Linked DNA regions of Homo sapiens: region 1 is linked to region 2. The links are chromatin loops, found by intact Hi-C in ENCODE. Cell type or tissue: pancreas. All regions are shown on one strand.

Region 1 (5,000 bases), 150 kb before region 2:
CACAGCAGGAGCAAGCTTTGCCTCACTCCTATCCCCACAAGCAAAGGCTGCATGGGAAGGCTAGACTTCTATCCTTGCAAGGCTGGGACTTCTTGAGCACCTACCACATGCTAGGTCCTGAACTTATGATGATGGAGTGAAAGCTCTCCAGGTATTTCGAATCTATGTCAAATGACTGCTATTAAGGTATTTTAGTGTGGACATACAGATGAAAGAGAAAGGAGATAGATACTGGTCTGCCAGACTCAATTAAAATCTATCCCTTTCTAGCTGCATGATATTGGGCAAATTGCCCCACTACTCTGAGCCTCTGTTTCTTCATTTATAATAAGATAGTTTTGAGGATTAAATTAGATAAAATATGTGAAATGACTGGTGCATAAGGTGTTCAATAAATAATGTCATTCTTCTCCAAACTGATCCATTGCGGCTGCTGGAAAACCTAGCAATGGACCGTTGTCAGAAAATAGAAAAAGGCCAATTGTATACAGACAATTCTGAATTTTCTAAGGGCTAATTATCTGCTTTATAGATAAACTAGAAACCTTATGTTCCTGCTTCGTAGCTTGGTGGCCAGTGGCTTGCACAGCTACTGGGTACTATTAAATAAAGTAGATAAATGAAAATTTCATTCTGATTCAGTTGAACTTTCTGGAAAATTGAAGGACTTAAGAATAGAAACTGACATGGATGGGAACCAATATTGTTAAAATCTGAATTTAGGTTTATCAACTATCATTCAGTTGTAGAAAGATATAACGTATTCGTAAAATTAAATTCTGCTGCAAAATATGTAAGGAAATTCAACTTATTGTATCTGAAGGAAAAAACTTAGATTGTAGTCAATATATCTTAATTTAGTTATTGACACTATGTACACCATTCATGTTAAGTTTTCTGATTTTTAAACAAGCCCAAGTTTATTAATTATTTTTGAGATCCTTCACTGAGTAGTATAACAATTCAGTTGTCACCTTTACTTTTATTCTCTTGACTCTTGCCATTTTGTTTTTCACCTTTTTTTAACTAAACATCTCCTTTTTCCCTTAGAGAAAAACTATAAAATGCCACCTCCTCCCTTTTAATTAAAAAAAATAATAATTCTACCAGCAACATCTCCAGACCTGTGTCTCGGAATAATCACATCATGTTGGATCTATCACAAATATTTTATTTTTACACAATGATTTTAAGCTAAATAAACACCAAGTCATTTCTGAAATGGTCATAGAAAACACAGAAGAGCAATGTAGGGCTTAGGTGGAAAGTGGGGAAGAGAGTTAAGGCTCATATGTATATGCAAGTCAGGTCATTCATAGCAGCATCCAGTTGAAACATAGCAACCTCCTCCGTAACCGTTCATCCCCCAAACACTTGATTCTCAAAGCAAACTCAGACTCCTCCATTTCTTAGCCTCCAGAATTGGATTTGTCCCTCATCAGTTTACTGTCTTACTGCCTCATTTAGTCAAAGCATATTTTGAAAATAAATAGGTAATTCATATAAAGAAAGTCAATTGGCTGTGCACGGTGGCTTACGCCTGTAATCCCAGCACTTTGGGAAGCCAAGGCAGGCGGATCGCGAGGTCAGGAGATCGAGACCACCCTGGCTAACACGGTGAAACACCGTCTCTACTAAAAATACAGAAAAATTAGCCGGGCATGGTGGCGGGCGCCTGTAGTCCCAGCTACTCGGGAGGCTGAGGAAGGAGAATGGCGTGAGCCCAGGAGGCAGAGCCTGCAGTGAGCCGAGATCGCGCCACTGCACTCCAGCCTGGGCGACAGAGCGAGACTCCATCTCCAAAAAAAAAAAAAAAGAAAAGAAAGTAAATTACTAAATTACTGCTTATTGGTATGTACATTTTAAAGTCGTTTATAATGCTTATCCTGTTGAAATTAAAAATCTTTTTGACTAGAAAAAGCCTGTGTTGATACTAAATATAAAACCTGGTTAAACCTAAGTTTGGGGAATTCAGTACTTTAATTGATGTTGGTATTTGATACCCCACTAGAGGCACTGCTCCTTGGGGTTATCCGCCGACATGATTCCCGTCACATCAGACTATCAGGGCAGGGGAAAAACAAAAGAAAAAATATTTTCATAGGACTGACATTATACTAAATTTTTATCAACTATTAATCAATATAAGAATTGATCTAATAATATATATTGAGAGTATAATTCTATTGTCTGGCTGACTTAATCACTTTCATATGGTAAGATTGATTGACTTTTGGATATTTGGCGTGTATTTTTTCTTTAATTTTTTCCATTGCTGGCCACACCCACTAAACTAAATTATAACTCTTTGCTTCCATATTTTCATCATATTAAATGCTTGCACTCTTTTTTTCTTCCATTTTTACTATCCCAGTGTCCTGTTTCCCAGAGGAACAGTTCATTTCAACAGCCAGGGAGAAAGCCTGGATGCTCAAGGTAAGGTTTATATAAATTACGTTGCATGACTCCTTGCTTAAAAATTAATTTAAAGTGAGTAGTAATATTGTCATTGTAACAAATTTATTTTCAAAATTCCAGTACACAATTAAAGCCGATATTTGAGTAAATATGCTCTTTTAAAACACTATTTTTCAAATCAAATTCCATTTCCCAAGTGTACGAAGGGCTAATTAATTGCTATTAGTAATTCCTCCAAAAATGGTCAAGCCAATTAATTAAAGTTTAATTTTGAAAAATCTTATGATAGGTGGGGAGGGTAGAATATCAAGATATGGTCAAAATGAACTCATGACATCGCTATTTATAAATAAATGATTTTTATTTGATATTGTTAAGAATCAAGAAAGCCACTCTGTTGGCTTTGAGAGGCAGAAAGAGAGACAGAGTGAGAGCGTGCGAGCGTGCGAGCATGTCTGTGACAGAGATGACGAACCTGGAAAGCCTCATTTTTTTCTGTCTGGGATTTGTCTTTGAGATGCAATCATTTTGACCTTCAGTTATTTCGAACTATTACTCTAAGTCTCTGTAAGTAATGTCTTCAAGAGTCACCTCCAGGAGCCCTTAGAACAAAGGAACAATTAACTGAAATTCCACCAGATGGCAATGTTTGGAAAGCCATTCAGAGAGGTCCCAAGCTACAAGCTATTATTGTTCACACAGAATAGTCTCACAAAGTGTGGTGTAACATCCTATATTTCATCAAAGGTACTCTAAACATCTTTTATTTTACTCCTATTTCTCCACAGCATCAAACATTTTTACTTAAAAAAAAAGTGTGTGGGGACGTATGTGTTTTCTTCTTTCAAAAAAAAATTCTGGAATGATAAAATTAGAAACCTCATTCTTGAATAGTAATTCTCTAAACAGTAATGGTGACTATTAAAAGCTCAAATCATGAATAATATACCATATTTGTTTTGGGGCCTCATTGTAATAAATGCTATGACTGGTGGTCACTTTTTAAATATTTGAGAAGAGAAACTGAAATTCTTCCACTTAATAGCATTTTAAGAAGTTGTCTTGATATTAAAATTTGCAGGTATAAAATTCACTGTATTGACTTGGAACAATTAGTTTATTTAGTGTGGAAGAATAGATGTTTTCTCCTGTTGCTCTAGTGAAAGTGGAAATATGGAGCACTTTTGTAGGCTGAGGTGAGCACATTACCAGAGGTTAGGAGTTAAAGACCACTCTGGCCAACATGGCAAAACCCTGTCTCTACTAAAAATATAAAAACTAGCTGGGCATTGTGGTGCATACCTGTAATACCAGCTACTCGGGTGGCTGAGGCACAAGAATCACTTGAACCCAGGAGGCAGAGGTTGCAGTGAGCCAAGATCGTGCCACTGCACTCCAGCTTGGGTGACAGAGCAAGACTCCATCTAAAACAAGCAAACAAAGTGGAGATATGGTACCCTGCATGATGTTCCAACAGCTGGAATATTCAGGGGCCAGAGCAGGCTCTAGGACAGAGTTGGGACAGGGCTCAGTGGAAAGGTACCTGAGGGCATTAGAAATAGGAAGAACCAGGAAGAGAAACCACCTAAGCTTTCTGTGTCTATAGCTGCGGATCATAAGTGCCCTTTGAAAACTGATCTTGTACTGCTAGCCCTTATAGTAGGTGGTCCATATGTCGGGTCTGTATGAGGCAATCCTGGTTCAAGTCTGTGTTCCTGGAAAATAGTCTAGTTAGCACTGCCTTTCACCCTCAAAACGTTTCATTTTGGATGATAAATTATATGATCATCCTATCTTCCAGGCTGGTGAAGAAAAAGTAACAGGAAAAGGTGGCCCACTATCTAAATAGGGTGTTGCTTTCTAAATCTCCTTATATATGGGGGTATGGGACAAATGTGTTTTTAAAGAGCCAAATTGTAAATATTTTTTGCCTTGCTGGTCATACAAGTCTCAGTCTAAACTGTTCAACTCATTGTAGTGTGAAAACAGACAAAGATAACACATAAAGAGATGGCCTTGGCTGTGTTCAGTAAAGCTATTTACAAAAACAGGCAATGGACTATACTTGGCCTGCAGGCCATCATTTGCGCATCCATGATAGATAACAGAGATGGGTTAAGTTGGTAGGAGATGGCAGAGAACCAAAGAGAGAACCATCATTAGTCCCTCTCCCTTCTCTCTATATCCCTTCTGGGTTGCACCCTCCTTTATTTAACCCTTTCAGGAACTAGTACAGTTGACCCTTGAACAACATGGGTTTGAACTGCACGGGCTTACTTATAAGTGATTTTTTTTTTTCAATAAATGCAGTCAAACTTCCATATCCGTGGATTCCAGATCCGCAACCAAAAGTAAACTGAAAATACAGTATTCATCGGTATATGAAGCCAAAGGCAGCCAGCTTTTCATATTGCTGGATTCAGTGGGCCAACTGGGGGACTTGAGCATGAATGGATTCTTGTGGGGGAAGGAAGGTTCTGAAACCAATCCCCTAGGGAAAGCTGTATTGATCATTTCCTTGAATGAGTAATCCTATCTGCTATTAAGTGGTTCCTGAGATTCCTTTACTGGGTGTCACTTCT
Region 2 (5,000 bases):
CTTGCTTTCTATGATGGGCAAGAGGAGACCCCAGGCTCTGGATGGGAAGCTGAAGGCTGACCAAGGGTGGATGAGGCAGAGGGCCTGCGAAGGGGACTCCACAGAGGCCACACGCAGGACAAGAGCAGCACTCTACTCCAGGCTTCATCCATCGTATGGAGGTCTGTGGTCATTTCACCCATTCATCTTGCTCCTCTGGAGAACCCAAACCCCGGAAACCACAAAGGGAATCGACTGCTGCTTCACAGGAAGGGTTTCATTCATGATCACATTTCTTTACTGAAAAAGATGGGTATATTGAAGCGTTGACTGCCTCCTCAAGAAGAAACAGGAAGTGATCATTACCAAACAGAGGCTCCCTTTAAATTTAAAATATGTAGCCAAGAAAGAGGCTAACACTACCTAAGAAAGACCCCAATTAAATGTTTAAGCTAAAAAAAGCAGAGGGTTGGGGATAGGGCATGTTTTTGTTTTGTCTTCCAATTTCAGTGTTTTTAAAGGCTGAGCACCAACTATGGGCGAAGCACAGGAGTCAAAAGTAACTTTACTCCTAAAATATCATATCATTATCCTTTTTTTTTTTCTTGCTCTGTCGCCCAGGCTGGAGTGCAGGGGTGCAATTTGGGCCCACTGCAACCTCCAACTCCCAGGTTCAAGTGATTCTCCTGCCTTAGCCTCCTGAGTAGCTGGGACTACAGGTGCATGCCACCACACCCAGCTAATTTTTTGTATGTTTTAGTAGAGGCAGGGTTTCACCATGTTGGCCAGGCTGGCTGAAGTGCTGGGATTAGGCGTGAGCCATCATGCCCAGCCTCATCTAACGATCTTTAAGTTATTCTAATGGAGCTCTATAGAGAGGGGTATTCTGAATCCATTAAGTTAGGTCTTGCCTTAATCCAAAAAAATAAACTAAAGCTGTCTGCATATTTTTAAGGCAGTATATTACATATAAATGAGGAAATCAGCATGAAGGGAAAGTAAGGCAGGAGGGAAAAGACAAAGCCAGAGGTAAAGTTAGGAGCCTTACACATGCCCTGAGGTCTTCTAGACTTTACTAGGACTAAAGGAGAAAAAATGACCTCTGTGCTTCCTAGTAGCCAACAGAGAGGAAAGTACAACCAGCCCTCTGTATCTGAAGGGTCTACATCTACAGATCAACCATGTATCAAAAATATTTTTAAATAAATAGAAAATAATACAAATTTTTAAAAAATACAATATTAGAACTACATATAGTCCCTGATATACAATGGTTAAACTTACAATTTTTGGTCTTTATGATGAGTTTATCAGGATATTGAATGCATTTTCAACTTATGAAATTTTTGACTTAAAAATGTGTTTATTGAGAAGCAACCTCATTATAAGTGAGAGCATCTGTACTTAACATTTACATCGCATTAGGTATTATAAGTAATCTAGATATGATTTAAAGTATATGGGAGAATGTGTGAGGGTTGTATGCAAATACCATACCAGTTTTTACTAGGGACTTGAACATCCGTGGATTTTGGTATTTGCAGGAGCAGTGTGTGTGCGGATGGGGGTGGGTGGAGGAGGGGTCCTGTTTAAACAAATCAGTTACTTGGGAGCACAGATATTTCTTGGCGTTACCTCCTAGGAAGAAATTGAATGATGTAGGGAGCCTGACCTCAACAACATCTCACAGCAAATACAGTAACACTGTAATAGGACTGCTTCCAACTATCCCTGATGATATAATGCCAAGATGTGGTTCAGTCGAAAGCAATCTACCAGGGACTGGAGCTGTCTGTGCATGTAAACAGCTCCTGGGAGGTCAGGCTTCATCCCAGGATAAACTATAGAATCATAGGGCAGTGATGGGGGCGAGGGGAAGGGTACTGCAAGTGCTACTCCCTGCAGCCTAAGTTTAGTAAATACTGAATGGCAGTGTGACCTTGGCAACTACTAAAGGACAGACACTGAATGCTGCTGATCAACACCCGGTTCCTTTCCCAACAGTCAGCACATGGAGGGGAGGGGCTGTTCTCAGGCTACAGGCTGAGGAGCCCGGCCAGGCCACAAGCCACAGGCCACCCCACCCCTGGCAGGTGGGAGGAGGGGTGCCAGGGTCCGGGTCACACTTTTCCCCAGAAGCATCATAAGGGTTTGACTTTTGTGAGTCTGTTTTGCGTTTGGTTTTGGTTTTTCAATTATCCTTGGCAATTCACTGATAGGGAAATTTTCAGTGTAGATTATAGATATGAAGCTATTAGCTGTTCCACACTCCTGTAAGCCTTAAAATTGTCCTGGAGAAAGCCCACTGACAGATGGTATGCTTCCTAAGTCAAAACACAAGTCTGTAGGGGAAAAGAGAGTATTTTAATAAAAATCTTATTATATCTATAAAACCCTTTACAGGTTGCAAAATGGCTTCAAAGATGATAATTATTAGAGGAGAAAGAGAACAGGCTTTGAAAATTACCTAACTGGATTCCAATTCCAGCTACACCACTTCTACCTGTGTCCTTTTAAATAAATTACACATAATTTCTGAGCCTCAGTTTCCTCATCTGAACATATAGATGATACCTACCTTGCACAGTTGTTTTGAAAAATAAGTGAAGATGGTGTGTATAAAGTACCTTGCACATAGTCGATACTTAATAAATGGTGGCCAGGCGTGGTGGCTCACACCTTAATCCCAGCACTTTGGGAGGCCAAGGTGGGCGGATCATTTGAGGTTAGGAGTTTGAGACCAGCCTGGCCGACATGGTGAAACCCCATCTCTACTAAAAAAATAATAATACAAAAATTGGCTGGGTGTGGTGGCATGCGCCTGTAATCCCAGCTACTCAGGAAGCTAAGGCATGAGAATCGAACCCAGGAGGCGGAGGTTGCCGTGAGTCGAGATTGCGCCACTGCACTCCAGCCTGGGTGAGAGTGTGAGACTCTGTCTCCAAAACAAAAGGCCGGGCACAGTGGCTCACGCTTGTAATCTCAGCATTTTGGGAGGCCGAGGTGGGCGAATCACAAGGTCAGGAGATCGAGACCAGCCTGGCCAATATGGTGAAACCCTGTCTCTACTAAAAATACAAAAAATTAGCTGGGCATGATGGTGGGCGCCTGTAATCTCAGCTACTCGGTACGCTGAGGCAGGAGAATTGCTTGAACCTGGGAGGCAGAGGTTGCAGTGAGCAGAGATCGTGCCACTGCACTCCAGCCCAGGTGACAGTGTGAGACTCTGTCAGAAAGAAGAAAGGAAAAGAAAGGAAGGGAAAGGAAGAGAAGGGAGGGGAGGGGAGGGGAGGGGAGGGGAGGGGAAGGGAAGGGAAGGGAAGGGAAGGGAAAAAGAAAGGAATGGAAAAGGAAAAGGAAAGGACAAAGAAAGCAAAGTTAGCTATTACTACTAATTTTGGCTTCAATAGCAATCCTGTGAGGGAGGTAGTACAGATATTACTGATATTATAATAATAATCTTCTTAGCCTGATGCTAAACATTTCAACACCGCCCACTGCTTTCACTGCCCTGCAGCAAGAGCAGTCCTAGGCAGCCACATGTTACGTGGTTCAGAGTGGGCGTCTAACCCAGGGCCAGTCAGTATTAGGGTTTTCAAGTGACCACATGGTCTGCCTCTCTGATGGCAATTAGATCCTCCCTCTGCTCTCCCCTTCCCTCTCATTTGCACTAAGGATTGAGAACCTTAGCAGTGAATACCAGAGCTTGAAAGGATGCACAGGGAACGAAGCCACGAGGAAGGATCACAGCATGCTGATGTTATATATGAGCAGTTGCTCTGAAATAGAAAAAAGGTGAAAGTGGTCAAAAGAAAAGAGAGGCCTGGGCACAGGGACTCCCACCTGTAATCCCAGCACTTTGGGAGGCTGAGGCAGGAGGATTGCTTGAGGCTAGGAGTCTGAGACCAGCAATGTCAACATAGCAAGACCCTGTTTCTACAAAAAATGTAAAAATTAGCTGGGTGTGGTGATGCACACCTGTAGTCCTAGCTACTTGGGAGGCTGAGGCAGGAGGATGGCTTGAGCACAGGAGATTGAGGCTGCAGTGAGCTATGATTGTGCCACTGCACTTCAGCCTGGGAAGCAGAGCAAGACCCTGTCTCTAAAAAAAAAAAGAAGAAAAAGCAAACACTCAGGAAAGAACCAAGGAAGGTTTTAAATACGATTTTCTGGAATCTAGTTGACCAGATTTATAGAGCTCACATTTATGTGTAATTAACATAAGTCAGAGGTAACTTAAATGAGTCGCTTCCTTGCAACCCAACACATTCTCATGAAGTGAGGTTCTCGAAAGGGAATAACTTTCCCAAGTTGATAGAACAGAAGGGACCTTCAAGACAATCCAATACCAAGCCCAGCTGAGCACCTAGATGACAGCTAGCATCACCTGCCAGCCCTGTGCGGGAAGAAGCCAACTTGGACATCCAGCCCCCTTGGGCCTTCAGATGACTCCGAGCATCTGTCCATCTGACAGCAACCACAGGAGAGACCTCAAGCAAGAACTGCCCCGCTATCCCATGGAACCATAAGAGAATAATAAATTGGTTCAAGTCACTAAGTTTAGGGTGGCTTCTTGTGACACAGCAATAGATAACTAGAACAATGTAGTTGACAGTGAAGGATAGATTTCATTTTGTTATTTTATACAGGCATTTTGCAAAAAGAATGTGAATTGAGTCACATTTATGCTGTAACAGCTGTGAAATAATTTGAGCATATCACTTTGGTGAGCTTCATAAAATTAAGTGTAAAATGAGGGAATGAGACTAGGTAATCTTTGACATCCCTTCTGGCACTTAAAAATTCTGATTCCCAATAAACTACACAATGAAAAACAACATGGCCCCCAGGGGATAGTTACCTGAGCTAGGCAGAACTTTCCTACCCTAGAAGCGGAGGATAGGAGGGGTGGGGAGCAGGAGGATAGGAATCAAATGCAAGTATTTTTTATAGGCTGCTTCCCAGCACATAGTAGATGCCCAAAAAAGTTGTTTGAATGAAATGTCCCTTTCCTGGGTGCT

What was found. Hi-C counts contacts between places; a loop is a spot of excess contacts. Peaks named below come from ENCODE experiments on the same cell type or tissue, not always from the same donor. Only the 100,000 strongest peaks of a DNase experiment are listed, where the experiment ranks them.
Region 1: a loop joins it to region 2, with 4 times the contacts of the local background. A loop is called at or near these places in 95 of 110 quality-filtered maps.

Annotation. Positions count from the first base shown.
Region 1 is chr18:35,003,118-35,008,117 of GRCh38, forward strand. It overlaps a transcript of MAPRE2 not described here. Among named protein-coding and RNA genes, the nearest start is that of MAPRE2, 36 kb to the right of the region's middle. In pancreas, a CTCF peak has its summit at 3,040 (motif pointing right); no DNase peak of the experiment used is centred here.
Region 2 is chr18:35,153,871-35,158,870 of GRCh38, forward strand. No RefSeq gene overlaps it. Among named protein-coding and RNA genes, the nearest start is that of ZNF397, 85 kb to the right of the region's middle. RefSeq lists an enhancer at 42-141. In pancreas, no CTCF peak of the experiment used is centred here; a DNase peak (open chromatin) is centred at 2,031.